3 separate regions of the Homo sapiens genome follow, and all the other regions are linked to region 1. The links are chromatin loops, found by intact Hi-C in ENCODE. Cell type or tissue: heart right ventricle. All regions are shown on one strand. Each heading gives the region's core, and the rest is flanking DNA. Links, peaks and the distances in the headings are about the cores only. Region 1 holds the start of TTLL6 (tubulin tyrosine ligase like 6). Region 2 holds the start of LOC124900395 (small nucleolar RNA SNORA68). Region 3 overlaps LOC105371814 (a long non-coding RNA gene).

What was found. Peaks named below come from ENCODE experiments on the same cell type or tissue, not always from the same donor. Only the 100,000 strongest peaks of a DNase experiment are listed, where the experiment ranks them.
Region 2: a loop joins it to region 1, with 10 times the contacts of the local background. A loop is called at or near these places in 107 of 110 quality-filtered maps.
Region 3: it touches region 1 in a loop (4-fold over the local background); 99 of 110 quality-filtered maps call a loop at or near these places.

What each region holds. Positions count from the first base shown.
Region 1 is chr17:48,809,640-48,818,095 of GRCh38, reverse strand. TTLL6 (tubulin tyrosine ligase like 6) reads left to right here and starts at 867. Exons shown (of 16, transcript NM_001130918.3): 1 at 867-1,126. The coding sequence starts at 1,024. LOC105371813 (a long non-coding RNA gene) reads right to left here and starts at 5,856. Exons shown (of 4, transcript XR_001752926.1): 1 at 5,737-5,856; 2 at 5,009-5,036; 3 at 2,104-2,257; 4 at 1,138-1,667. RefSeq lists silencers at 672-1,021, 1,112-1,161. In heart right ventricle, for the core only: CTCF peaks have their summits at 3,292 and 3,494 (motif pointing left); DNase peaks (open chromatin) are centred at 915 and 3,482; H3K4me3 peaks cover 1,271 bases; H3K27me3 peaks cover 980 bases.
Region 2 is chr17:48,875,804-48,884,832 of GRCh38, reverse strand. It overlaps LOC105371814 (a long non-coding RNA gene), which reads left to right. Exons shown (of 4, transcript NR_135674.1): 3 at 5,488-5,569. It overlaps LOC124900395 (small nucleolar RNA SNORA68), which reads right to left and starts at 3,993; the gene lies at 3,866-3,993. RefSeq lists an enhancer at 5,642-5,741. In heart right ventricle, for the core only: CTCF peaks have their summits at 5,499, 5,699 (motif pointing right) and 6,493 (motif pointing right); a DNase peak (open chromatin) is centred at 5,692.
Region 3 is chr17:48,866,342-48,874,885 of GRCh38, reverse strand. LOC105371814 (a long non-coding RNA gene) reads left to right here. Exons shown (of 4, transcript NR_135674.1): 4 at 1-26. It also overlaps the pseudogene SUMO2P17. Among named protein-coding and RNA genes, the nearest start is that of ATP5MC1, 22 kb to the left of the region's middle. In heart right ventricle, for the core only: no CTCF peak of the experiment used is centred there; DNase peaks (open chromatin) are centred at 1,495, 2,565, 3,095 and 4,745; H3K27ac peaks cover 4,837 bases.

The sequences.
Region 1 (8,456 bases), core at 1-8,000:
TGCAGTGGCGCGATCTCAGCTTAATGCAACCTCTGCCTCCTGTGTTCAAGCGATCCTCCCGCCTCAGCCTCCCGATAGCTGGGACCACAGGTACGCGCACCGCGCTCGGTTAATTTTTGTATTTTTAGTAGAGAGGAGGTTTCGCCATGTTGTCCAGCTGGTGTTGAACTTCTGAGCTCAAGCGATCCACCCACCTAGGCCTCCCAAAGTGCTGGGATTACAGGCGTGAGCCACCGCGCCCGACCATCTTCAATGATTTGAATCCAGTCACTACTACAGATTCTCCACCTGAGACCAAATGGTTGCTCTGAGAAGCCCAGACCCCTAACCCCTTAAGTCTCACTGACTCTTCAGTCGGTCTAGGCGGCCCTCTCTTACTGATCAGTTCACTGGAGGCCATGACCCCCACACTCTGGAGGTGAGGTCAGGGTTCAATACGCCTGAGCGGTCATCACAGGTTTGCAACACCCATTTTCCTGTTGAAGAAGCTAAGCCTCACAGAGGTAACGTGGCCTGCCCAAGGTGACACAGGCACTAATATGCCTGAGATGCTGATTTAAGTCTCCAACCAGTGTTTTCCCACAGTGCCTCCTGCTTCAGGTTTGCCCTCTCCCGAAGGCCTAAATTCAAGGTGCCCCCCTCCCTCACCGCAGCCCCGCGCAGCTGGACCTCTGGAGCCAGACGTTCTGGCCGCGCCCGCGCACGGCGCCCGACGGCACCGGCGCGGATGGGCTGGGACTGCGGCTTGGCTCGCTGGGCAAGGGTAGGGCTGCGGGAGCGAGCGGCGGTCCAGCCCCTGGCGCCCGGGTGCGCGGTGCGCGCGTCCTCCGCGTCTCCCGGGACAACCGTGGGCGCGCCCCTCCCCTAGCGCCTGGGCGGTTAATTGGATTCGGGAGGGAGGGGGCATGGCAGCTACTGCAGGGGCCAATCGAAGGCCTAGAAGGCCCCGTATGCAAATATGAGGGCCGGGCGGACCCAAAGTTAGGGCGAGCGCGGGTTGGGGTTGGGGCTGTCTGGCAGCCAATGGGAGCGTTACTCCTTCATCCTTCGAGGAGGGGGCCGGCAGGTGTGGTTGCAAGCTGGACTAGCAGCCCAGCGGGGCGAGACGGGGGAGTAGGAATTGCGGGTAAGAGCGCCCCAAAGCCCGGTGCTGGCTCCAGACCGCAGCCTCCTGGTGCCTGTCCCCTGAAAACCTGGCTAGACACGTCTCCTTAAACCCACACGGGACCCAGGTCCCCAGGGTAGCCCGCTGCCCTCCCTGGTGGCGTTCCATGGCGCCAGGCACTCACCCTCACGGTCCCTCGGCTCCGGGACTCCCCCCTTCTCAGTCCCTCTTATTAACGTTCATTTCCCGCCCTCCCCCGATTTCCTAAACCACAGTCCACCAAGGAGCTGTCGCTTAGACACCAGCGATCCCTGGGACTCACACAACTCTCTTCATCCCCTTCATCCCCATCATTGGGTCATTTTCTTCATCACTGTTCTTCCTTTGTCTGGAGAAACCTTCCAGCAAGACACTTCCCATTTTTCATGGCCGGCATAGTCCTCTGCTGATGCCCCTACCGCCTTCCAGCCTGGTGTTCTTTCATTTCCAGTTGTTATTTCTCACCCCTCCTGAAAAAATACTCTTCTGGCTTTGCAGAAAGTTCTCCTTTGGGATTTGAACTCTAGGAAAAATATCACATTGGGGGATGAAGTGGGAAGGGAGCTAACGTTTTGAAAGCACCAGTATGTGCGAGGCACTCCAAAAAAATTTAATATTTATGCCAATCTTATTATTATATTTTCTTTTTTGTTTGTTTTAAGAGATGGAGGTGGGGGTGGGGGGGCTCACTTTTTTGCCCAGGCTGGTCTCGAACTCCTGAGCTCAAGTGATCCTCCCACTTGGGCTTCCCAAAGTGCTGGAATTACAGGCATGAGTCACCACGCCTGGTTTATATTTTCATTTTACAATATAGCCTTTATTTTGAACCAAGCACTGCTTTAAGGGTATTAGAAATATTAACTCATTTAATCTTTAAAACAGCTCCATAAAATGAATATTATTATCATCCCCATTTTACTTATACAGAAGCTGAGGTACAGAGAGGCTAAGTTACTCACCCATGGTCACACATTCTAGAAACTAGTAGAGCTGGGATTTGGATCCAGATCCATCTGTCTTTGTTAGCAATGCCCTGAATATTGTGGAGAAAATGACTAGGCATGAGCCTGATCTGAATATTGCATCTTCCAATCTTGCAGAATTTCTCAGTTTCTAGAAGAATAAAAGATGGCATCTAAGTCAGCAAGATTCTTATTGTTCCCACTACAGGTGACTTGTCATTCTCAACACTTCTTATTGGCAAAGCCCTTGAGCAATTGGGTGCCCCATCCCTCCCTTGTTAGTTCACATTTTGCTTAGGACCCTTTCAGGCCCCGGGCTGAAATTCAAAGTGTGACTAAAACGAAAAGTCAAAAGACCACAAAAAACATCTTATTTTATCCTGTCTGAATCAAAGCTCAAAGCACTTTTCTAGATGTGAAGCTTTTATCCTCCTAGTGGTCCTGTAATTATAGAGAAGATAGGGAGTGGGAGAGGAAATAATTGCTTGGATTTTTATGACATACTGAGTTGGAGGGGCAAAGCTGAAAGCAAGATCCAGAGGTCTTACCTCCACATCTTTTCTTCCCCCATCCAATTTGACATTTTCCAAGAACCACTGGAGGCCTTCAGAGGGATGCTTCCAGTAGGGAAATGAGGACCAAAAGATGAAAAGGAGGTACGTGAAGGAAAACCTATTATCTGGTGAAAGAGAGGGACTTCACAGACAGACACAATAGGCGAAACTTTCAGTGCTCTATATATTCCTATAGACTAGAAAAAAAGTCCAGGTGATGAAGGTCAGAGATGAAAAAACTTGGCTACAACTTGAAATATGTTCTCCCAGGGTTCTCTTAGTCAACCACCAAATTATTGTTTTCTATCATTTATAGGATGCCCGTGTTCATTCAGTTTTGCAAAAGAAATCACTAAACTGCTGGGCGCGGTGGCTCATGCTTGTAATCCCAGCACTTTGGGAGGCTGAGGTGGGCTGATAACCTGAGGTTGGGAGTTTGAGACCAGCCTGACCAACATGGAGAAACCCCATCTCTACTAAAAATACAAAATTAGCCAGGCGTGGTGGTGCATGCCTGTAGTCCCAGCTCCCGGGAAGCTAAGGCGGGAGAATCACTTGAATCCAGGAGGCAGAGGTTGCGGTGAGCTGAGATCGTGCCATTGCACTCCAGCCTGGGCAACAGGCTGGAGTTTGAAAGAAAGAAAGAAAGATAAAAGAAAGCACTAAACATTTTCCACCCTCTGCAACACCTCCAGGGAAGAGGAGAGTAGTCAACAGGTATAGTCCTTCAGAAGTGGAAATAAGACAGGGACCCTCCTCTGAGTTTTTTCCAAATAACCCGCAATGGACCCGTCCCAGTGGACCCGTCCCAGTGCTCATTCCCTCCCCCTGGTGGCCAATGTAGGACATTTTCGTGCTGTCTAACCAGGATCTTGTTGACAGCCTCTGGCTTGGAAGATCTCAAGATCAAACCCTATACTAAAATGGAAGGAAACATGAGAATTTTTTCAGTGTCTTAACTATATCCTACTTGGAAAGGTGGACTAATACCCTTCCTTAATGACACAATGCTCTTTCTTGTGTCATTAAGAAAAACTGAAGATGCTATTTTGCTATTTACTGTGTTTGTTACATTGGTAGTACAGCTCTTAGTCTTTTTTTTTTTTTTTTTTTTTTTGAGACACTGTCTCCCTCTGTCACCCAGACTGGAGGGCAGTGGTGCGATCTGGGCTCACTGCAACGTCCGCCTCCCAGGTTCAAGCGATTCTCCTGCCCCAGCCTACCGAGTAGCTGGGATTACAGGCGCCTGCCACCATGCCCAGCTAATTTTTGTATTTTTAGTAGAGACGGGGTTTCACCATGTTTGCCAACTTGGTCTCCAACTCCTGACCTCAAGTAACCCACCTGCCTTGGCCTCCCAAAGTGCTGGAATTACAGGCGTGAGCCACCGCACCCAGCCTTAGTCTTTTAAAAACTCTCTAAAGCACTTAGTCCACTTTGTCTGTCCACTAACCCAGCATAATGGGAAGATAACTTGGGGACCAGGAAGCTGGGGTTTTGATGGTGCTTCTGATTTCTTGCTCTCTGGCTGGGTACAAGTCCCCTCCCCTAGCACAGACTGGCAGAGGGCAGAGAGTTCAAAACCTCCTCTAAAAAGATTCCTCCCAGCTCTAACATTCAGGAATTCCATAGAAGCTTAGAAAATATTCTAATTACACCCTTAATAGGAGCCCTGGTACAATGTGGACATTGGAGAAAAGAAGGGAAAGAGAGTGAAAATAAATACAAGTAGAAACAATACAGCTGTTACCAGGTTATGGCAAATCTGGAGAGATCCAAGCCCTTGTTGGAGATGGGAATTTAAAGCAGTTGACTTTAAGGAAAATGATGTGGGACCAACTGATTATTTTTCTCTTTTTCTTTTTCTTTTTGTTTTTGAGGCAAGGTCTAGTTCTGTCTCCCAGGCTGGAGTGCAGTTGTGTGATCTCTACTCGCTGCAACCTCAGCCTCCCGGGCTAAAGTGATCCTCCCACCTCAGCCTCCTGAGTAGCTGGGACTACAGGCACACGCCACCACACCTGGCTTATTTATTTATTTATTTATTGGTAGAGTGGGGTTTCACCATGTTGTCCAGGCTGGTGTCAAACCCCTGGCTCAAGTGCTCTGCCCACCTTGGCCTCCGAAAGTGCTGAGATTACAGGCATGAGCCATCGTGCCTGTCCCCAACTGACTCTTAAGAGACTAAAGTCACTAAGATTGCTTTTGGGAGTTAGGAGATCAGTTACTTTAGTTTATGGTCACACTATTTATGGATGGCCTGCCGAGAGGAAAAGGCAGTGAGGGGAGCATGGAGAGACAGGCTGTGGGGTCAGATGGACATGTCTTCCAACCCCAGCTGTGCCTCTTACCTTAGTCTCTCTGTCTCAGTCTTCTCATCTGTAATAGAGGAAAGAGTATCCATGATAGGTTATTATGAGGATGAGACATTATGTTTATAAATGCTTTAGTGTAATGTCTGCTACTTGGTAAGTGGGTTTTCAATAGTCTATTGTAAGTGAATGAAACAAGCATTTTAAGTGCCAGCTATATGAGAAGGACCCAAGGTTGATGTTTTAACAATGTAAATAACAAATGTTACTTACCTAATGCTCACAACAACACTTCTGTTATATAGCTAAGGAAAATGAACCTTGGAGAAGCTTAATTAGTTCATGCATTTATTCATTCTTCCAGCCCATTAATTCAAGGAGCATATGAACATCTCATTTTTAGTATCTTTTCTAGACACTGCTAGGAGCTGAGAATGCAGAGACACAGCCTCTTCCATCAGGAAGTTCACAGTCCAGGGTTACACAGCTGGTAATGGTAGAGAGCACTTTGTGGGTACCTTCTATGTGCCAGGCACTGTTCTAAGAACTTTGTGTTGCATTAAGTCAAATGAGTAAACTCATTTAATCTCCATAACTGGGAGAAGCCACTTTACAGATGAGGAAACTAAGGCAGGAGGTTAAATAAACTGCCTGAGTTCAGACAACTAGGAAGTGGCAGAGCTGGGATTTAAATCCAGACAGAGACTTCGAAATCTGAGTTCTTAGCTACTACACTGCAGCTGCCTCTTAATAAGTGGCTTAGTCACCTGTAGCTGACGGCAGAGGCCCTTACACCATGATGTATGTATATTTCAGGATGCCACCAGCAGCTCCCCTCACTCCTTTGTATTCTCCTTAGGCCATGTCTTTTGCCTTTCCTCCTTTTATTCCTCAAGGCTACAAGACTGCTTTTGGTGTTGGCACCAACAAAATTGTTACGCAAGACAATAGGTGGGAACTACCAGGTGAGCAGGGAGTGGTTGCTAAGACTGTTAAGAGAAGTCTTGTAGAACCAAATAAAGTCCACATCTGAAAAGTCTGAGCGGGGGGTGGGGGGGGGGGTCCCAGCATCACCTGGGTCAGATTTAATTCTTATTCTGAAAACCAGGGAATTAAAATGCTTTCTGGCTGGGCGTGGTGGCTCACGCCTGTAATCCCAACACTTTGGGAGGCCGAGGTGGGCGGATCACCTGAGTTCAGGAATTTGAAACCAGCCTGGCCAACATGGCAAAACCCCGTCTCTACTAAAAATGCAAAAATAATTAGGCCGGCATGGTGACAGGTGCCTGTAATCCCAGCTATTTGGGAGGCTGAGGCAGAAGAATAGCTGGAACCTGGGAGGTGGAGGTTGCAGTGAGCTGGGATCGTGCCATTGCACTCCAGCCTGGGTGACAGAGCAAGACTCTGTCTCAAAAAAAAAAAAAAAAAAAAGCTTTCTGCTCAGCCCTGGTGGAAGTAGCTTTTGTTTTCACTTGAAACTGCTTGGAGGCCAGAGATACTAGAGCAGAACTGGTATAAATTCAGATGTCTATAGGGTCAGGCATATAGTTTAAATGAAAGAAGTGGGCTGCGTTTAAGAAAATGTCACCTCTCTTGAGCTGGGCACAGCGGCTCATGGTTGTAATCCCAGCTACTTCCAAGGTTGAGGCAGGAGGATCTCCTGAGGCCAGGCATTTGAGACCAGCCTGGGCAACATAGCAAGACCATGTCTCTAAAAAAGAGATGTCTCAATGCTACTATAAGAAAAATAGGCTGGGCATGGTGGCTCACACTTGCTTTGAGTAATCCCAGCACTTTGAGTGGCCAAGGTGGGTGGATCACCTGAGGTCAGGAGTTTGAGACCAGCCTGACCAATATGATAAAACTCCGTTCTCTACTAAAAATACAAAACTTAGCCAGGCATGGTGACAGGCACCTGTAATCCCAGCTACTCGGGAGGCTGAGGCAACAGAATCGCTTGAACCCAGGAAGCAGAGGTTGCAGTGAGCCGAAATCATGCCACTGCACTCTAGCCTGTGTGACGAGTGAGACTCTGTCTCAAAAAAAAAAAAAAAAAAAGAAAAATAATAATATAAGGATAACTGTCACTTGGCTCCTGTGTCAGGGAAACAAAAAGGAGTGTTGGGCATTGGGGCAGACTGGGAAATGTCTACAGGAGGCATTACTGAGCTCTGGTTGATTGCTGGCATGAAGGAATAGAGACCTCTCCAAAAGAAATGGAAATCTGCATTTTCTAGTTGTTGGCAACTACATATATATACACACACATACTATATATATATATATATATATATATATATACACACACATACTATATATGTGTATATATGTACTATATATATATACACACATACTATATATGTGTATATATGTACTATATATATATACACACATACTATATATACACATAGGTTTTTTTGTTTGATTGTTTTTTGAGACAGGGTCTCACTGTTGCCCAGCTGGAGCGCAGTGGCATGATCACAGCTCACTGCAGCCTCAATCTCCTGGGCTCAGGTGATTCCCTTACCTCGGCCTCCCGAAGTGTTAGGATTATAGGTATGCGCTACTATGCCCCAGAAGTAGACATTTCTGCAAGCTAGATTCAGCATGCCTGTCCCCAGTAGGCAAACTTTGAAGGAGATGCTCTTTCAGGATCTTTGGAGAGACAGGATTCAGCCTTGGAGATTAAACAGGGAGAGAAGCTTGGGGGAAATGAAAGCAAGGAGGCCAAAGACAAAGCAAAAGTAGTCACATGGCAAGTACCATTTGCCATCTTGCACCTGTCTCGGGTACCATCCAAGATGGCTCTTATGTCATAGGCAGCCTAGAATACGAGGAAATGCAGGCAATAATTCCATGGTGAAACAGTTTATCTAAAAGTGCATGGGCTCAATTTTTTACTTTACATGCATGAGGCCCTCTCATGCAAGAGCAAACATAATTTGACCTTTTTTTTCTTTTCTTTTCCTTTTTTTTTTTTTTTTTTTGAGACAGAGTTTCGCTCTTGTTGTCCAGGCTGGAGTACAATGGCATGATCTCGGCTCACCGCAATCTCTGCCTCCCAGGTTCAAGCAATTCTCCTGCCTCAGCCTCCTGAGGAGGTGGGATTACAGGCATGCACCACCATGCCTGGCTAATTTTCTGTATTTTTAGTAGAGACGGGGTTTCTCCATGTTGGTCAGGCTGGTCTCGAACTCCCGACCTCAGTTGAGGCCTCCCAAAGTGCTGGGATTACAGGCATGAGCCACCGCGCCCGGCCTTTCTTTTCTTTTTTTGAGACAGGGTCTCTGTCATCCAGGCTGGAGTGCAGTGGTGCAGCCATGGCTCACTGCTGCCTCAAACTCTTAGGCTCAAGCAATCCTCCTACCTCAGCCTCCTGAGTAGCTGGGACTACAGGCATGCAGCACTGCACTCAGCTAATTTTTTTTTTAATAGAGATGGGGTCTCACTTTGTTGCCCAGGCGGGTTTTGAACTCCTGGGCTCAAG
Region 2 (9,029 bases), core at 1,030-9,029, 66 kb before region 1:
GCTACTTTGGAGAGACCCGAGGTTTGGGTTTTTCTTTTCTTTTTCTTTTCTTTTCTTTTTTTTTTTTGAGATGGAGTTTCGCTCTGGTTTCCCAGGCTGGAATGCAGTGGCGCAATCTCAGCTCACCGCAACCTCTGCCTCCCAGGTTCAAGCGATTCTCCTGCCTCAGCCTCCCTAGGAGCTGGGACTACAGGCCCGCCACGCCCAGCTAATTTTGTATTTTTAGTAGAGACGGGGTTTCTCCATGTTGGTCAGGCTGGTCTCGAACTCCCAACATCAGGTGATCCTCCCGCCTCAGCCTGCCAAAGTGCCGGGATTACAGGCGTGAGCCACCGCTCCCAGCACCTAGTTTCTTTCATGTCTTGCTCAAATCTTGCCTTTTCGGTGAGACCTGCCTGATCTCCCTATTTAAGATTGCAATTGTCTCTTCCCTAGTCTCTATGAACTTCTTACCCATATCATTATTTGTTATGTTTACTACTGTATTTTTCATCTTTATTCTTTCTATAATTTAAGCTCCTTGAGGGCAGGGATCTTTGCCTGTTTTGTTCACTGTGCTTAGGATAGTACCTGGCATGGAGTAGGTGCTCGATTAGTAAATTATTGAATTAATGAATCAATACCCTTATTCCAACAGCTAAGATCTGGCCAGATGCAGTAGTTCACGCCTTTAATCCTACCACTTCGGGAGGCCAAAGCATGAGGATCACTTGATCTCAGGATTTTGAGACCATATTGGGCAACATAGCAAGACCTCATCTCTACTTAAAAAAAAAAAAAAAAAGCCGGGCCTCAGGAGGCTGAGGTGGGAGGATCGCTTGAGCCCAGGAGATCAAGGCTGCAGTGAGCTATTATCGTGCCACTGCACTCCGGCCTGAGCAGCTGAGTGAGACCCTGTCTGAAAACAAAAACAAAGAAAATATCTTGCAGTTTTCTTTCTCTTTTTTTTGAGATGGAGTCTCACTCTGTCACCCAGGCTGGAGTGCAGTGGCATGATCTCAGCTCACTGCAACCTCCGCCTCCCTGGTTCAAGCGATTCTTCTGTCTCAGCCTCGAGTAGCTGGGATTACAGGCACCCACCACCACGCCCGGCTAATTTTTGTATTTTTAGTAGAGACAGGGTTTCACCATGTTGGCCAGGCTGGTCTCGAACTTCTGACCTCAGGTGATCCGCCTGCCTCGGCCTCCCAAAGTGCTGGGATTACAGGGGTGAGCCCATGCGCCTGGTCAAGGGTTACTTCTTTTCTTCCCCCAAGAGTGTGACTTTCCAGAGCACCTCTGTTAGTTTGATTGCCTTACCAAGAACCATGTTTTCTTCTTCTTAATCACTCACCGGTTTGGGCCCGGTGTTCCTCCTCTGCGATGTTCTGTGTGTCAGCAACTCACACAGAGGCAGAGCCTGAAGCGAGTGCTGGCCATTCCGTTTCCTTGCTACTGACTGGTTAGTAAGCGTCATGTATCTTAGGCTGGGTTCACTAGAGCATAGCCTGAAACCGGGATGCTTGTGCAAGTGATTGATGGACAGACTGTTCTCCGGAGCAGGACATAAGGGAAGCGGGGGAAACGGGGAAAGGGGAAGTAAGGATCTGATCTCATTTGGAGATCAGATGCAGCCTGAGCCCATGGGGAGCTCCAGAGCATGAAATACTCCCCTCATGGAGCAAGGGGACAAGCTTTTGCCCTCTTGGAGGAAGATAGTGCCAATTCTGATACGTTTATTTTCTTCTGTTTTTTTTTTTTTATTTTTTATTTTTTTAGAGTTGGGGTCTTTCTCTATTGCCCAGGCTAGAGTGCAGTGGTGCAATCATAGCTCACTGCAGCCTGGAACTCCTGGCCTCAAGCGATCCTCCCACTTTGGCCTCTCAAAGTGTTGGGACTACAGGCGTAAGCCACTGCGCCTGGTCTATTTTGCACTCCCACCAGCCAACTATGAGAATACCTATTTCCCACACAGCCTTGCCACAGAGTGTATGGTTGAGCCTTTGAATTTCTGCCAATGTGATTAATGTAAAATAGTCTCATAGTGTGGTTTTAACTTGCATTTCTCTTCTAAGTGAAGTTCAGCATATTTTCACATATGTAAAGGCCATTTGTAGCCCTTTTTTGTGTGAGTAAACCATCACCTAATGCCTTTTGCCCACTTTTCTAACAGGAAAGGATTATTTTTAAAAAACATGCTGCATTAATTAAAGGTACATGGTAATCTGCTATAACAAAGAGGCACCAGAATCCAGGGGCTTAGGTAAGATAGATCCGAAAGAAGATCATTTATTTTTCATGTAGCAGTAAGAGGTGAGCAGCCCGGGGTTTTCAGAGTGACTCTGCCATCCTCAACATGTGGCTTCCATCTCTGTGGCTAAGGTGGCTACACCAGGTGTTACCACTTCTCAATCAGCAGGAAGGAGAAAAATGAAGAGCAAGCAACTTTCTTCCTTCTAAGCATGGGATCTAGAAGTTGCACAGCTCCCTACTGCTCACCTTCCATTGGCCAGAACTTAGTTTCATGGCCACAACTAGTTGCAAGGAGGGCTATTAAATCCAGTCTTTGGCTGGGCCACCATGTATCCTACAAAAGCTTAAGGATGGGCTTTCCATTACTCTTTTTTTTTTTTTTTTTTTTTTTGAGATGGAGTCTCACTCTCTGTCGCCCAGGCTGGAGTGCAATGGCGCGATCTCTGGTCACTGCAACCTCCGCCTCCCGGGTTCAAGCGATTATCCTGCCTCAGCCTCCTGAATAGCTGGGATTACAGGCATGTGCCACCACACCCAGCTAATTTTTGTATTTTTAGTAGAGATGGGGTTTCACCATGTTGGCCAGGCTGGTCTCGAACTCCTGACCTCAGGTGATCTGCCTGCCTCGGCCTTCCAAAGAGCTTGGATTACAGGCATGAGCCACTGTACCCAGCATTTTTTTTTTTTTTTAAAGACAGGGTCTCTCTCTGTTGTTGCCCAGGCTGGAGTGTAATGGCATAATCATAGTTTACTGCAGCCCCAAAGCCCTGGGCTCAAGTGGTCCTCCTGCCTTGGCCTCCCAAAGTGCTGGGATTACAGGCGTGAGTCACCTCACCCAGCCAGTGCATCATTAAGTGACTTTCTCAAGGTCTCGCAGCCAGTTGATGGTGAAGACAGGATTCCTGTCCAGGAAGGAAACTCGAGTGAAGCAGGAATTGTTAGGGAGATAGGAGAGCCACAGGTGTTCTGGAAGCTCTCCTGGCTCCTCTTAGCATGCTCTGCTCCCTTGTCTCACCTGTACTCCCACCTGAAAGTTCCCCACCCACCCTGGCCTCATCATCTCAGCACTAATGTCTTCAGCTGAGACCACCTGAGAGGCAGGTACTGTGTCTCAGTGTCTGAGATCCTGGTCCTGGATATGCCTGATTCTCTGAATGGCTGGGTCAGGCCTCCCTCTTGTTTGGCACAGAGTTCTGGTCAGAGCATCACGTCCTGTTTTGTTTGGTTTGGTGTTCTTGAGGAGTTTATTTGGTCACACCCAGGGTGAGAGGGCCCTTCACCTGTAAGATGTCGGGCCTCTTGGTGGTGACACGTGGCTTGTTGCTGGCCACAGAGGACCCAGTGAGGCAGCAGGAACTCAACCTTGGAGTCATGGAGCTGTGTGACTGCTGGCCAGTTGCACTTGCTGGCTGCAGTCTCCTCCACCTTCATGATCTGGATGAAGTGGGCCCAGGTGCGGTGCTGGGTGCCCGCGTCTCGGTCTGCAGAAAACGGGAGAGGGCAGGGTGACTGCAATCACTGGGATCTGGGCATTTGACAAACCTCATATCAAGTACCTGGCACATTCTGTCAGGCACAGCAATTGCTTGGGAGCTCCCACTTGGGATTAACTGGGGGACTGGGTGACCATGAGTGGCGTAGAACCTCCAAAGTCACTTTGAGGGGCCCAACCACAGCCCCTCAAAGGCGACAAGATCTTCCTGTTTGTTCCTCTGTTTAAACCACTGCTGCAAGAAAAAGAGTCTTAAGTTTAAGTGCGACATGTCCTACTTTTGTTTTGTTTTTTTGTTTTATATATTTTATTTTTTGCTTTTTAGTTTTTATTTTTTGAGACGGAGTCTCACTCTGTCGCCCAGGCTGGAGTGCAATAATAGCATGTGATCTCGGCTCACTGCAACCTTCGCCTCCCAGGTTCAAGCTATTCTCCTGCCTCAGCATCCTGAGTAGCTGGTATTTCAGGTGCCCATCAGCACACTGGGCTATTTTTTTTTTTTAATTTTTTTTTTTGAGATGGAGTCTTGCTCTGTGGCACAGGCTGGAGTGCAGTGGCGCAATCTCGGCTCACTGCAAGCTCTGCCTCCCGGGTTCACACCATTCTCCTGCCTCAGCCTCCTCAGTAGCTGGGATTACAGGTACTCGCCACCACACCTGGCTAATTTTTTTTGTATTTTTTAGTAGAGACGGGGTTTCATCGTGTTAGCCAGGATGGTCTCGATCTCCTGACCTCATGATCCACCCGCCTCGGCCTCCCAAAGTGCTGAGATTACAGGCGTGAGCCACCGCGCCTGGCCTATTTTTTGGATTTTTATTAGAGATGGGGTTTTGTCATGTTGGCCAGGCTGGTATCAAACTCCTGACCTCAGGTGATCTGCCCGCCTCACCCTCCCCAAGTGCTGGCATAAGCCACCGCACCCGGCTTTGTTTTATTTTTGAGACGGAGTCTCTCTCTCTCTCTCACCCAGGCTGGAGTGCAGTGGTGCGATCATGGCTCACTGCAGCCTTCACGTCCTGGGTTCAAGTGGTCTTCACACCTCAGCCTCTCAAGTAGCTGGGACTACAGGCTCATGCCACCATGACCTGCTAATGTTTGTTTTTTTTTTGTAAAGATGCAGTCTCGCTATGTTGCCCAGGCTGGTCTTGAACTCCTGGCCTCAAGTGATCCTCCTGCCTTGGCCTCCCAAAGTGCTGGGATTACAGGCATGAACCACTGGGCATGGCCTGTTTTCTGTTTTTTTTTTTAAGAGACAGGGTCTCACTATGTTGCCCAGGTTGGAGTGCAATGGCTATTCACAGGTGTGATCATAGCTCACTGCAGCCTCAAACTCCTGAGCTCAAGCAGTCCTTCCATCTCAGCCTCCCGAGTAGCTGGGAGTACAGGTGAGCACCACCACACCTGGCTCACTTCCTGTTTTTTGAGTGGGAGTTTCACTATCTGGTCCCACCTGCCTCTCTAGCTGGGTCTTGACTGTTCGGTACTATGCATGCTCCAGCTTTGCCACACCTCTTGCTGGCCCTCAACAAGCCTGCATTTCTACACTGCCATTCCTTCTGCCCCGAATGCCTTTCCTCCCCAGCACTACATGGCAAACTTCTACACATCCTTCAAGGCCCATCTTGAATGCCACCTTCCCTGTGATGACCTCCCCTATTGCCCCAGACTTATTTCCTTGCCTTCAGTGCTCCCATAGAACTTGGTGCACATCTACTCCAGTAGTCATTGCACAGAACAGTAATCATTTGTTTATGTGTTTGCAGTCACTGCTACAACATGGTGACCTCCTGGAGAACAGGGACGTGTGGTGTTTCTCTTTGTATTTGTCTTTTGTTCCCAGAACAGGTAAGTACACGGTGCCGGGTATAGGTAGGTACTCGCTCAATAAATGTGAATGAGTGAACGAGTGGTGGGGTTGATCTTATCCTGAAAGAGGGAGCTCCCCACCTGCACTTTCCTGTAGCAATCTCTAGAGGGCAGTCTCACACCATGCTTGTCTTCTCTAGCCTCCGCCCAAGTTGCTTTTTTTCTACCATAGACAGCTCAGATAGATATGGGTGGGTGGATAGATGGATGGAAGGATGGACAGATGGACGAATGAACGAACGGATGGATGGATGGGTGGATGAATAGATAGATAGGGTGGGCATGGTTCACATGGGCTCTGGAGTTGACAAGCTCTGGGACCAGGGAATCCAACCAAGTCAGCCTAAGCACTGGAGGGACTGCTGGCCCATCCCTTAGACACAATGGCTTAGGAGCTAGGGCTTATTATTGAAACCTGGAAAAAAGTTATTGTTTTCAAAATAAAAAAGACAGTTGCAAAATGGCATTGGATAAATATTGAAATAAATGGCTACAAAACAAAATCTCAACCAACTGCAACTCAACTCAGTTTGTATATATAGTTTATGTATAAACCACATTTCAGGCAGGGCATGGTGGCTCACGCCTGTAATCCCAGCACTTTGGGAGGCTGAGGTGAGCGGATCACCAGAGGTCAGGAGTTTGAGACCAGACTGACCAACATGGGGAAACCCCATCTCTAATAAAAATACAAAAATTAGCCAGGCGTGGTGGCACTCCAGCCTGGGCGACAAGAGCGAAACTCCATCTCAAAAAGAAAAAAAAAATTCTGTGGGATGTCAGTGCATTTTAATATTTTTGACATGATGTGGGCACTCCTTAAAGTGTCAAGGGCCCTTGACTTCTTGGAAAGGCCCTGCAAGGAGCAAGCAGAATGGAACCCAATACTCCCCACCAGAGGGCTCAGGACTCTGTTCATTATAAGTCCCAGTGCTGAGTCTGAGGCTGCAGGTCCAGTCCCTCTTCCTGCTGAGGGCTCTGGAGCCAAGCCCACGAAGATAACATTCAGTAACACAGGCTGCCCTCAACCACAGTCTTTCCTAATCTCAAGGTAAGATGGGAGAGGGGTGGTGGTATTTCATTTACTTAAGCTCCTACATGGGGGAGATACTGAATAGGAAGAGGCTGTCTCCTGGGACTGCTGGCTCGGGGGTGGAATGGACAGGAGACAAGAACAGAACCAAGTGTCGTGTACGCATGCCTGTAGTCCTGGCTACTCAGGAGGCTGAAGGTGGGAGGATCACTTAAGCCTGGGAGATTGAGGCTGCAGTGAGCCGAGATTGCACCACTGTACTCCAGCCTAGGTGACAGAATGAGAGCCTGTCTCCAGAAAAAAAAAAAAGTCAAGATTCAAGGGCATCTGATGTCAAACCTAGTGCTCTTAATCACTACATCATAATCATACCCTCTTTCAGAGTGACCTGCCCAATTTCACAAAGCTGTTAATCAGGTGGCAGGGAAGAACACGTATTGAGTGCTTACAATCAGCGTGTGTCAGGCGCTGCTCTAAATGCTCTACCCATTTTAACTCATCTAGCTGTAGCAGAGACTATAATTGTCAATGCCATTTTACAAATGGGGAAACCAAAGCCAAGAGCGGTTGAGTGACTTGTCTAAAGTTGCCACCAGACAGTCTAGTTCCAGAGTCTGGGCTCTTCACCATGATGACCTACTAGCCTGTCTACTTTATGGAGGGACAAGGTTTGGGGTTGTCAAAACTCGGGGTCAAAAATGACAGGACAAATGGAATAGAGGATGGGCAGGATGGATGCAGGGGTATGTGAGGTATGTGAAAGAGGTGAAACATGAAGGAGAACCCAACCACAGATGTTCACAGATGTTCTCTGCTGTTTCCTCAGTAGGAACTCAATGCTGAGTTCCTATCGAAACTACTGACAGCATATCTCCCCAAATATCATTTCCTTAAAAGGCATTTTGTCAGTGTCCTTTTTTTTTTTTTTTAAGAAATGGCGTCTCACTTTGTTGCACAGGCTGGAGTGCAGTGGTGTGATCTTGGCTCACTGCAACCTCAGCCTCCCAGGTTCAAGCAATTCTCCTGTCTCAGCTTCCTGAGTAGCTGAGATTACAAGCACTTGCCACCACACCCAGCGAATTATTGTATTTTTAATAGAGCTGGGGTTTCACCATGTTGGCCAGGCTGGCCTCGAACTCCTGACCTCAAGTGATCTGCCCGCCTTGGCCTCCCAAAGTGCTGGGATTACAGGCCATGCTCAGCCTGTCAAAGTGTCTTACTTAGCAAATACAGCTGCTTTGCAAACAGGGGTTCCTTTTTCCCTTGTGACTAGGGCCACTGTTCTGCCAGAATGGCTATCTAGTCCTCCAGATAGGGTTAGGAGCCACTTTGTTGAGAAGGATATGAGCAAGATGGCTGTGCAGGGGGAATGACTGGTGTGGACTTCATCAGAGATTGAATTAAGTGATGGAAAGGGAACGTTCCATGGCTCTCGTCCCTAATAGAAATCTATTCAGGGTCTTTGGCATCAGCACTAGGTTTCCTGACTCAAAGGGAAGTCATAAGGACAGGTTTACAGAGGTAGAATGATCCCATTTGGAGAAAGGAGAACTGGAAAGAGACACAGAGCATCTGTAATTAAGTGCAAGAGCTCTGAAGTTGGACTGCCTGAATTAAAATCCCAACTCTGTAGGCAGGGCATGGTGGCTCACACCTGTAATCCCAGCACTTTGGGAGGCTGAGGCTGGCAGATCGCTTGAGCCCAGGAGTTTGAGACCAGCCTGGGCAACATGGTGAAACCCCGTCTCTACAAAAAATACAAAAATTCTGGCAGAGCGCGGTGGCTCATGTCTATAATCCCAGCATTTTGGGAGGCCGAGGTGGGTGAGACCAGCCTGGCCAACAAGGTGAAACCCTGACTCTGTCTCAAAAAAAAACAACAACCAAAAAACACAAAAATTCACTGGCCATGGTGGTGCACACCTATAGTCTCAGCCACTCAGGAGGCTGAGGTGGGAAGATTGCTTTAGCCCACAAAGTAGAGGCTGCAGTGAGCTGAGATCATGCCACTGCACTCCAGCCTGGGCAACAAAGCAGGACTCTGTCTCAAAAAAATAAAAAAATCCCAACCCTGTATGACCATGCGTGATTTACTCAACCTCTCTCCGTGACCCATCTGTGAAATGGATTTATTCATAACTTTGTTAATTATCACATATTAACGATTAATGTTTTGTTGTGGGGGTTAAAATCATCAAATATGAAGTGCTTAACACAGTGCTTACCATATAAGCACTCAATGCCTACTTTTTTTTTGTGAGACGGAGTCTGGCTCTGTTGCCCAGGCTGGAGTGCAGTGGCGCGATCTCGGCTTACTGCAAGCTCCGCCTCCCGAGTTCACGCCATTCTCCTGCCTCAGCCTCCGGAGTAGCTGGGACTACAGGCGCCCGCCACCATGCCCAGCTA
Region 3 (8,544 bases), core at 545-8,544, 56 kb before region 1:
ACTCCAGAACTCTGTTCTTTAAAGACCAAGATTACATTCTCAATTAGAAAACTGCAATTTGGTTCCACCACATCCTGACTACTACCGTATAGTTTTCTCTGTTCTTTCATTTCCCCCTTCCCCATTCCTTTATTGTACGTAAAGTAACTGGTATATGTGCACAAGCATATTGCATTTTTTTTTTTTAACTAAACAGCCAATGGTATGTTTTGACTGACATCAAGGGGAGACGGGATGGGGAAAAATACTGATTCTGTGAAAATACCCCCTTTCTCCATTAGTGGCATGCTCATTCAGCTCCTATCTTTATATTCCAGTAAGTTATTTTGCTCTCACTGTTTTAACAACAACAACAAAACAACAACAACAACATAAAAATCCTTGCATACCTTGTTCAATTGGAGAATTTTAATGTTTTTCATTTATCATTGTAAAACCAAGGACAATTTTATAACTTTTTTGTACGTAGCTGTTACATGTAGGGTAATCTGTCTTTAAGTAAGGATAAATTACTCTAAAACAAAAAAGAATCCTACATAGTTTTCCCTTCAAGTCAAGCGTCTTGTTGTTTAAATAAACTTCTTGTTTAAAATGAAAAAAAAAAAAAGAAGCTAGATCTCACATTGTGTTCTTACCACAATAAAAACAAAGTTATGACAGATAAGTAGGTAGTCAGCAGAAAAACAAACAAACAAAAAAAAAAAACAAAGAAAAAAGAAAACAAAGTTAACTCAGAAAAAAATAAAAGGAGATTATACACGGCAGATGTGGAACACAACAAAAATAATACTGTTGTTCACTATGTGTTAACAGGGACTGAAGCTGGCTACAGAAAGAATGTCCCAGCAACAAAGAGTGGGAAGCCCTGAGCAAATTGTTAAAAGCTCCTTCTCAGTTTCTTCCCAAGAGAAGTTTTCATCTCAGGGGTGGTCATTTCTGGAGGCAGGGGCCTGCAGGAGACACCTTGGTAACAGGCAGGTCTGTTTGGCTTCCTGAATCCATGACAGTTGATAAGCAAGGCCCCTTCAGATGCTCTGTTGGGCATTGCCTGGAGTGTGTAACCAGATGGAGTGCCTGCATTTCCAAGATCATTTATAGCTGTTTCCTGTACCCGAGTAAATTTTTTATTTTAAAGGTGCCTCCTGGCCTGACCCAAATTTCGGCTTAACATTAGCAGTTACTTCTCTTTGGCTGAGCAGATGAACTGCAAAAACTCCCAGAGTGAAAGAGGGAAGGAGGGTGGGGTTGGGTGAGGTGGCAGGGATGGGTTCCGGAAGATGGGAGGTGGGCCTGGTTCATCACCAGGGCCTCTCTGGTAAACTGGAAGGCCAGGCAGGCTACTGGCAAAGAAAGAGTTACTGACCATCAGCTGAAGGGATGGCAAGCAGTGAAGGAGGCTCTGGCCCAGCAATTCTTATCTTCAGGAAAGTTTAAGAGTCATTGTCACTTGCAGGGAATTTCCTGGACTATGAATTTTATTGCAGAGAGGACAGAATGGCTGGGTGGGAGGAAGTTAGCCTCAGGCTCCACACCCACCCCTCCCATTCCCCCACAGCTGGGTTTGCTGTTTCTCCAAACAATTTAGTGTTAACAACATAAACCCTGGTCCAGCCTGACCTTCTGCAGCTGTGCGGCCTTCAAGTCTTTATCCTTGCTAAGCCTTGGCTCCCTCATCTATAAATGGGCTTAATAACAGCACTTGCTTATAGTAAATGCCGAATATATGTTGGGTTTGAATAATGATGAGGAAAGCTGGGGCCAGAGATTTGCACTGAGGAGAATGAACAGAAATCTGTCCCTGTTCTTCTTCTTCTTCTTTTTTTTTTTTAGACGAGTCTTGCTCTGTATCCCAGGCTGGAGCGCAGTGGTGCAATCTCGGTTCACTGTAACCTCCACTTCCCGGGTTCAAGTGATTCTCGTGCCTCAGCCTCCCAAGTAGCTGGGATTACAGGCACCCACGACCACGCCCAGCTAATTTTTGTATTTTTAATAGAAACGGGATTTCACCATGTTGGTCAGGCTGGTCTCGATCCCTTGACCTCAGGTGATCTGCCCGCCTCGGCCTCCCAAAGTGCTGGGATTACAGGCATGAGCCACCATGCCCAGTCTGTCCCTGTTCTTGGGAGTTGATTAGAGGAACAAGACAGGCATGCATCAAAATAAATGCACTTGGTTGCCTCGTCTAATCAATGGTGCAAAAGCACCAATCTTGAAAACAATTTCTAGTTACACCTTGTAGTATATTTTGGGTTCTTGTTTGTTTGTTTGTTTTGGAGATGGAGTCTTGCTCTGTCGCCCAGGCTGGAGTGCCTTGGCATGATCTTGGCTCACTGCAAACTCCACCTCCTGGTTCAAGCAATTCTCCTGCCTCAGCCACCTGAGTAGCTGGGACTACAGGCACCCACCACCTCGCCCAGCTAATTTTTTGTATTTTAGTAGAGATGGGGTTTCACCCTGTTGCCCAGGCTGGTCTTGAACTCCTGAGTTCAGGCAATCCGCCTGCTTCAGCCCCTCAAAGTGCTAGGATTACAGGCATGAGCCACGGTGCCTGGCCCCTTGTAGTACATTTTGTCTTCCCAGTCTATTTTGAGATGTTATTCAAGTAAATGTGTGTCCCCAGGGCTCCAGCAGGCTCACAGCAGGAAGCAGCAGTCAGGAAGTACAAGGTGGCAAGCAGGACACTGGGTCAGAACGTGTTCTGGACCCACTGGCAGGTGAGGTTTGCTGAATTCTACACAACAGCAGCTACCACGTCCCTGTGTTCTGGAGCCAGGGAAGGCTTCCAGACAGAAGGGGCTTCTCCCTGTAATTTGAGGGAGATTATTGGCTCAGGCAAAGGTGAGAGGGTTTAAAGAGGAAAAAAAGAGAAGAACCGAGCAGCCTCAAGCTGGAGAAAGCCCTGGGGACCTTGTAGAGATCCTCTTCTGGGGACAAAGACCATGAGGGGTCATAGGTGGCAGAGCAGTGCACAACATCCCAGGGAACAGATGTTGAAGATGGATTAGACCCTGACAACGGATGTGAAATATTGACCCAGCGAAAAGTGCCTGGTGTTTGCACAGGCCAAATCAGTGCAGCAACTTCCATGGGAGGAGGGGCCGGAAAGTACCCAGGTCCAAAGGTCACTCTCCACACTCCCACACACTCTCCCAGGGCCCACAAGTCAGTCTCCAGCTCAGGGAGGATTTAAAGGAGGACGCGTGTGTTGGAAATCAAGGCAGGCATTCACGGGCATGCACGCACACATGCACACAGTCTTTTTTCTTTCCTTGAAGGCTCACCTAGTTCTGTTTGTGTTAAAAAAAAAAAAAAGAACACTCACCTAGGCCAGGCATGGTGGCTCACACTTATAATTCCAGCACTATGGGAAGCCAAGGCAGGAGGATCACTTGAGGCCAGTTCAAGCCCAGCTTGGGCCACATAGCAAGACCCTGTCTCTACAAAAATTTTTAAAAAAAAATTAGCCAGGTGTCATGGCATGTGCCTGCAGTCCCAGTTACTCAGGAGGCTGAGGGAGGAGGACTGCTTGAGCCCAGGAGGTCGAGGCTGCAGTGAGCCATGATCACACCACTCCTGCCTGGGTGAGATAGAGTGAGATACCATCTCAAAACCCAAAAAAACTCACAAGCTCACCTATATATAGAAACAACTAGATGTACTGGGTCGTGGTGGTATATGCCTGCAGTCCCAGCTACTCCGAGGCTGAGGTGGGAGGATCACTTGAGCCCAGGAAGTGAAGGTTGCAGTGAAGTATCGTGTCACTGCACTCTAGCCTGGGTGACAGAGTGAAACCCTGACTGAAAACAATGTTTTAAAAAATGGATGGAAATGCTAATAATTGTGTTTGGTTGATGTAACTATACTTTTGTACTTCATGCATTTCAAGTGTTCTTTAATGAGAATAAATTTTTTTAAAGAGAGAAAAAAGCTTATCTGCCTGTCAACATTAAGTTCCTAAAATCAAAGGTTTCTTTCCAGTCCTACCCTACTAGTATTTGACACTATTGAACTCATTTTCTGAAACTATTTCCTTGCTTGGCTTTCAGCCTTCCCATTTTCTCCTGGTTTTTCTTCCCTTCATGGATGGCTTCTGGTCCCCTGCCTGACTCCTAAAGTTAGCATTATTCAGGGTCTGTCCTCAGCCTGCCCTATCTTTTCTCTCCAGATTTGCTCGTCCACTCCCTTGGTTTCAGCTATGCCACTCATGTCAGGAATAACCTGCAGCTCCAACCCAGCTCTTTGCTGAAACATTTATCCCATTGCCTACTGAGTATCCTCACAAGACCCTCAAATTCAGTTAAAACTTGAACTTCCCTCCCTGAAGTTCAAGCCCTGAAGGCTGCTGTTTCTTCTGTGTGTTCTATCTTGATTGGCTGGGTCAGAATCCTAGTAATCATTTATCTGCCCCTACCTTTCTGTAGTGGGTTGAATGGTGCCCTCCCACCCAAAAAGAGATGTCCACACATGCCACCAAGCCTGGCTTTTTCTTTTTTTGTAGATAGGAGTCTTGCCACATTGCACAGGCTTCTCATACCCTTTACATACTGAACAAGTAATGCCTTATATGACAAAAGGTGATTAAGGATCTTGAAGAAAAGACTTATCCTGGATTAGCCAACTGGGCCCTAAATCCAATGACATATGTCCTTATAAGAGGGCACACAGAGCACACACACTGAGGAGAGGCGGCGGCATAGGAAGGAGGCACTGTGGCCATGGAAGCAGGTTTTGGAGTGATGCCACAAGTCAAGGGACACCAACAACCACTGAAAGAATGGACTGTCCCCTACAGCCTCGGGATGGAGCCTTGTCTCTCACTATGACACACTAGAACACTATACCCTCACCTCACACATGGTTGCAATTCCCTCATCTCAACATGCTCTTTGAGATAATTATAGATTCACATGCGGTTTAAGAACTATGGCCGAGTACAGTGCTGGGAGACTTGCAACCTGGGATTCTGAGCCACTCCTATATCCTCATAACACAATCCTTCCCCACCCTTACCCTACCCCTTGTTAGCGCAAATAAGCTTGTTAATGTGGCTCAACTAGGTTGTGGTGTCTTTCAGGACAGAAACTGATTTCTTTTTATGTTCTAGTATTTTTGCTTACCAGTCCTTCGCATTCTGGTACTGCTTCTCCTTCTGCCTTTGCAGAGAACCTCAGAATACATTCCCCGTGTCTGTCTGCCATCTCTGTCTCTCTGCCTCTTCCAAAGCACACTTCTCTAACATCCTTAACTTGGGCTTTCAAAACACCTTTAATTAACACTGAGGTCCCACAGCTGCCAAGTCCTTAATTTGCAGGATGACTTCCCTTATCTTTTAAGAGTCCTTAGGGCTGCCAACCGGTTAGCTCAGTTGGTCAGAGTGTAGTGCTGTGAGTATCTTTACATTGCTTTTCTGGGTGGTTTTCTCCTTTCCCCATCTGACTGGGAGAGCCCTGAAACCGAAGACTTTTTCCCCCAGCAGTTTCCCAGCTCCCTGAGGGCAGAGACTTCATTAATCTTGCAGATCCCTCAGGGGAAGAACTTTTTACTTTTCAAATCCTGGTCTGATACTAGCTCTGCACACTGTGGGTGCTCAATAAATGTTGATTGACTGAGTAAACAATGAATGTAGTCCCCTGGAGTGTCATATTTCTCCTTTCCACAGGGAGAAAGTAATAACATTAGGCAGAGCAGGCTGGATCTCTTAATGTGATTACCTGGGATTTGTGGGCCAGTGACTCTGTCCCCCAACTTTATTGGGTACATCCATCTCCACAGAATAGATATTACCAGAGACCACTAATGCTGTTGGCCAAATGGTGGGCTATCACTAATTCCCTTGACCCTATTAATCTTGATTCTATCGCACTGAAGCTGCTGCCTCCAGTCCAAGATAGGGGGAGAACACAGCACAGTTGTGGCAGTGATTGTACTGACATCACCGTAATCTATCCAAGTTCAACAGTGTTTAACTTGCTCTGTGTTTGTATTTGAGACATCCTTCATGTCCCAAATGATAATTTGAGATCGAATTCACAATGCATAAGATGCATCCATTTAAAGTATGTAACTCGGCCGGGTGCGGTGGCTCAGGACTGTAATCCCAGCACTTTGGGAGGCTGAGGCAGGGGGGATCACTTGAGGTCAGGAGTTCAAGACCAGCCTGGCCAACATGGTGAAACCCGTCTCTACTATAATACAAAAACTAGCTGGTTGTGGTGGCACACGCCTATAATCCCAGCTACTCGGGAGGCTGAGGCAGAAGAATCACTTGAACCCGGGAGGTGGAGGTTGCAGTGAGCCCAGATCGCACCACACTCTAGTCTGGGTAACAGAGTGAGACTTTGTTTCAAAAAAAACAGTATGTAACTTGATGGTTTTTAGTATATTTGGTCGTGTAACCATCTCCACAATGAAGTTTAGAACATTTTCTTTATCCTCCCAAAAGAAACTCCATACCTATTGGCAGTCACTCTCCATTTCCCCCCAACCCCTAGCCCTAGGAAACCAATCTATTTTGTTACTACAAATTTGCCTATTCTGGACATTTCAAATAAATGGAATCATACAATAATGTGGTCTTTTTGACTGGCTTTTTTCACCTGGCATAATTTCAAGGCTCATCCATATTGCAACATATATGACTACTTCCTGTTTATTGACAAATAATATCCCATTGTATGGATACACCATATTTTATTTATCCATTCATCAGCTGATAGACATTTGGATTGTTTCCACCTTTAGCAAGTTATTTCTGCATGTTTCAGCTTATTCATCCATAAAAATGAGTTAATAGCTGCCTTGTCTTGGAGGATTATGAGAGGCACACAGGGAATATGTGAAATACATTCTAAACTATAAAGCGGTACAAGAATGTAATGATATTTTATTACTTTAATTTTTTTTAGAGATAGGGTCTCAACTCTCTGGCCCAAGCTGGAGTGCAATGGTGCAATCATGGCTCACTGCAGCCTCAACCTCCTGGGCTCAAGGGATCCTCTTGCCTCAGCCTCCCCTGTAGCTGAGGCTACAGGTGCATGCCACCATACCTAGCTTATTTATTTATTATTTATTTATTTTGGAGAGACGAGGTCTTGCTATGTTGACCAGGCTGGTCTCCAACTCCTGGCCTCAAACAATACCAGCACGGGGTATTATAGGTGTGAGCCATCACACTGGCCTAAAGACTTTTTTTTTGAGATGGAGTCTCACTTTATCATCCAGGCTGGAGTACTGTGGCACGATCTCAGCTCACTGCACCCTCAACCTCAGCCTCCCAAGTACCTGGGATTACAAGCATGCCCCACTACACCCAGCTATTTTTTTTTTTTGAGACAGTCTCGCTCTGTCGCCCAGGCTGGATTGCAGTGGCACGATCTCGGCTCACTGCAACCTCTGCCTCCTGGGTTCAAGTGATTCTCCTGCCTCAGCCTCCTGAGTAGCCCAGACTACAGGCACCCACCACCACGCCTGGCTAATTTTTGTATTTTTTTTTTTTTAGTAGAGACGGGGTTTCACCATATTGGCCAGGCTGGACCGAAACTCCTGACCTTATGATCCACCCGCCTCGGCCTCCCGAAGAGTTGGGATTACAGGCGTGAGCCAGCACTCCTGGCTAATTTTTCATATTTTTAGTAGAGATGGGGTTTCAACATGTTGGCCAGGCTGGTCTTGAACTCCTGACCTCAGGTGATCTGCCCACCTCGGCCTCCTAAAGTGATGGGATTACAGATGTGAGCCACCATGACTGGCCCTAAAAACTTTTTTTTTTTTTTTTTTTGAGATGGAGTCTTGCTCTTTCACCCAGGCTGGAGTGCAGTGGTGCGATCTCGGCTCACTGTAACCTCCACTTCCTGGGTTCAAGCGATTCTCCTGCCTCAGCCTCCCGAGTAGCTGGGATTACAGGAGCCCGCCACCATGCCTGGCTAGTTTTTGAATTTTTAGTAGAGATGGGGTTTCACCACGTTGGCCAGGCTGGTCTCGAACTCCTGATCTCGTGATACACCTGCCTCAGCCTCCCAAAGTGCTGGGATTATGGGCATGAGCCACTGCACTCGGCCAAGACTTTTTTTTTTTTTTTTTTTTTTTTTGAGACAGAGTCTCACCTTGTCTCCCAGGCTGGAGTGCAGTGGTGCGATCTTGGCTCACTGCAAGCTCCACCTCCCGGGTTCACGCCATTCTCCTGCCTCAGCCTCCCGAGTAGCTGGGACTACAGGTGCCTGCCACCAAGCCCCGCTAATTTTTTGCATTTTTAGTAGAGATGGGGTTTCACCATGTTAGCCAGGATGGTCTCGATCTCCTGACCTCGTGATCTGCCCACCTTGGCCTCCCAAAGTGCTGGGATTACAGGCGTGAGCACCGACTAAGACTTTTGAATATTTATATGAGAGCAGCTAAGGAAAGCACTGGGGCCAGTGTAACTTCACTGAGCTTATGGCCTATTGTTGGTTAACTCAGGGCAATCAGATGAATATCTCTTTGGATCTTGTCTCTATGTAGAGTCCATTTTGCTTTTTTCCCAGGTAATGGACTGCATCCACATTTCAT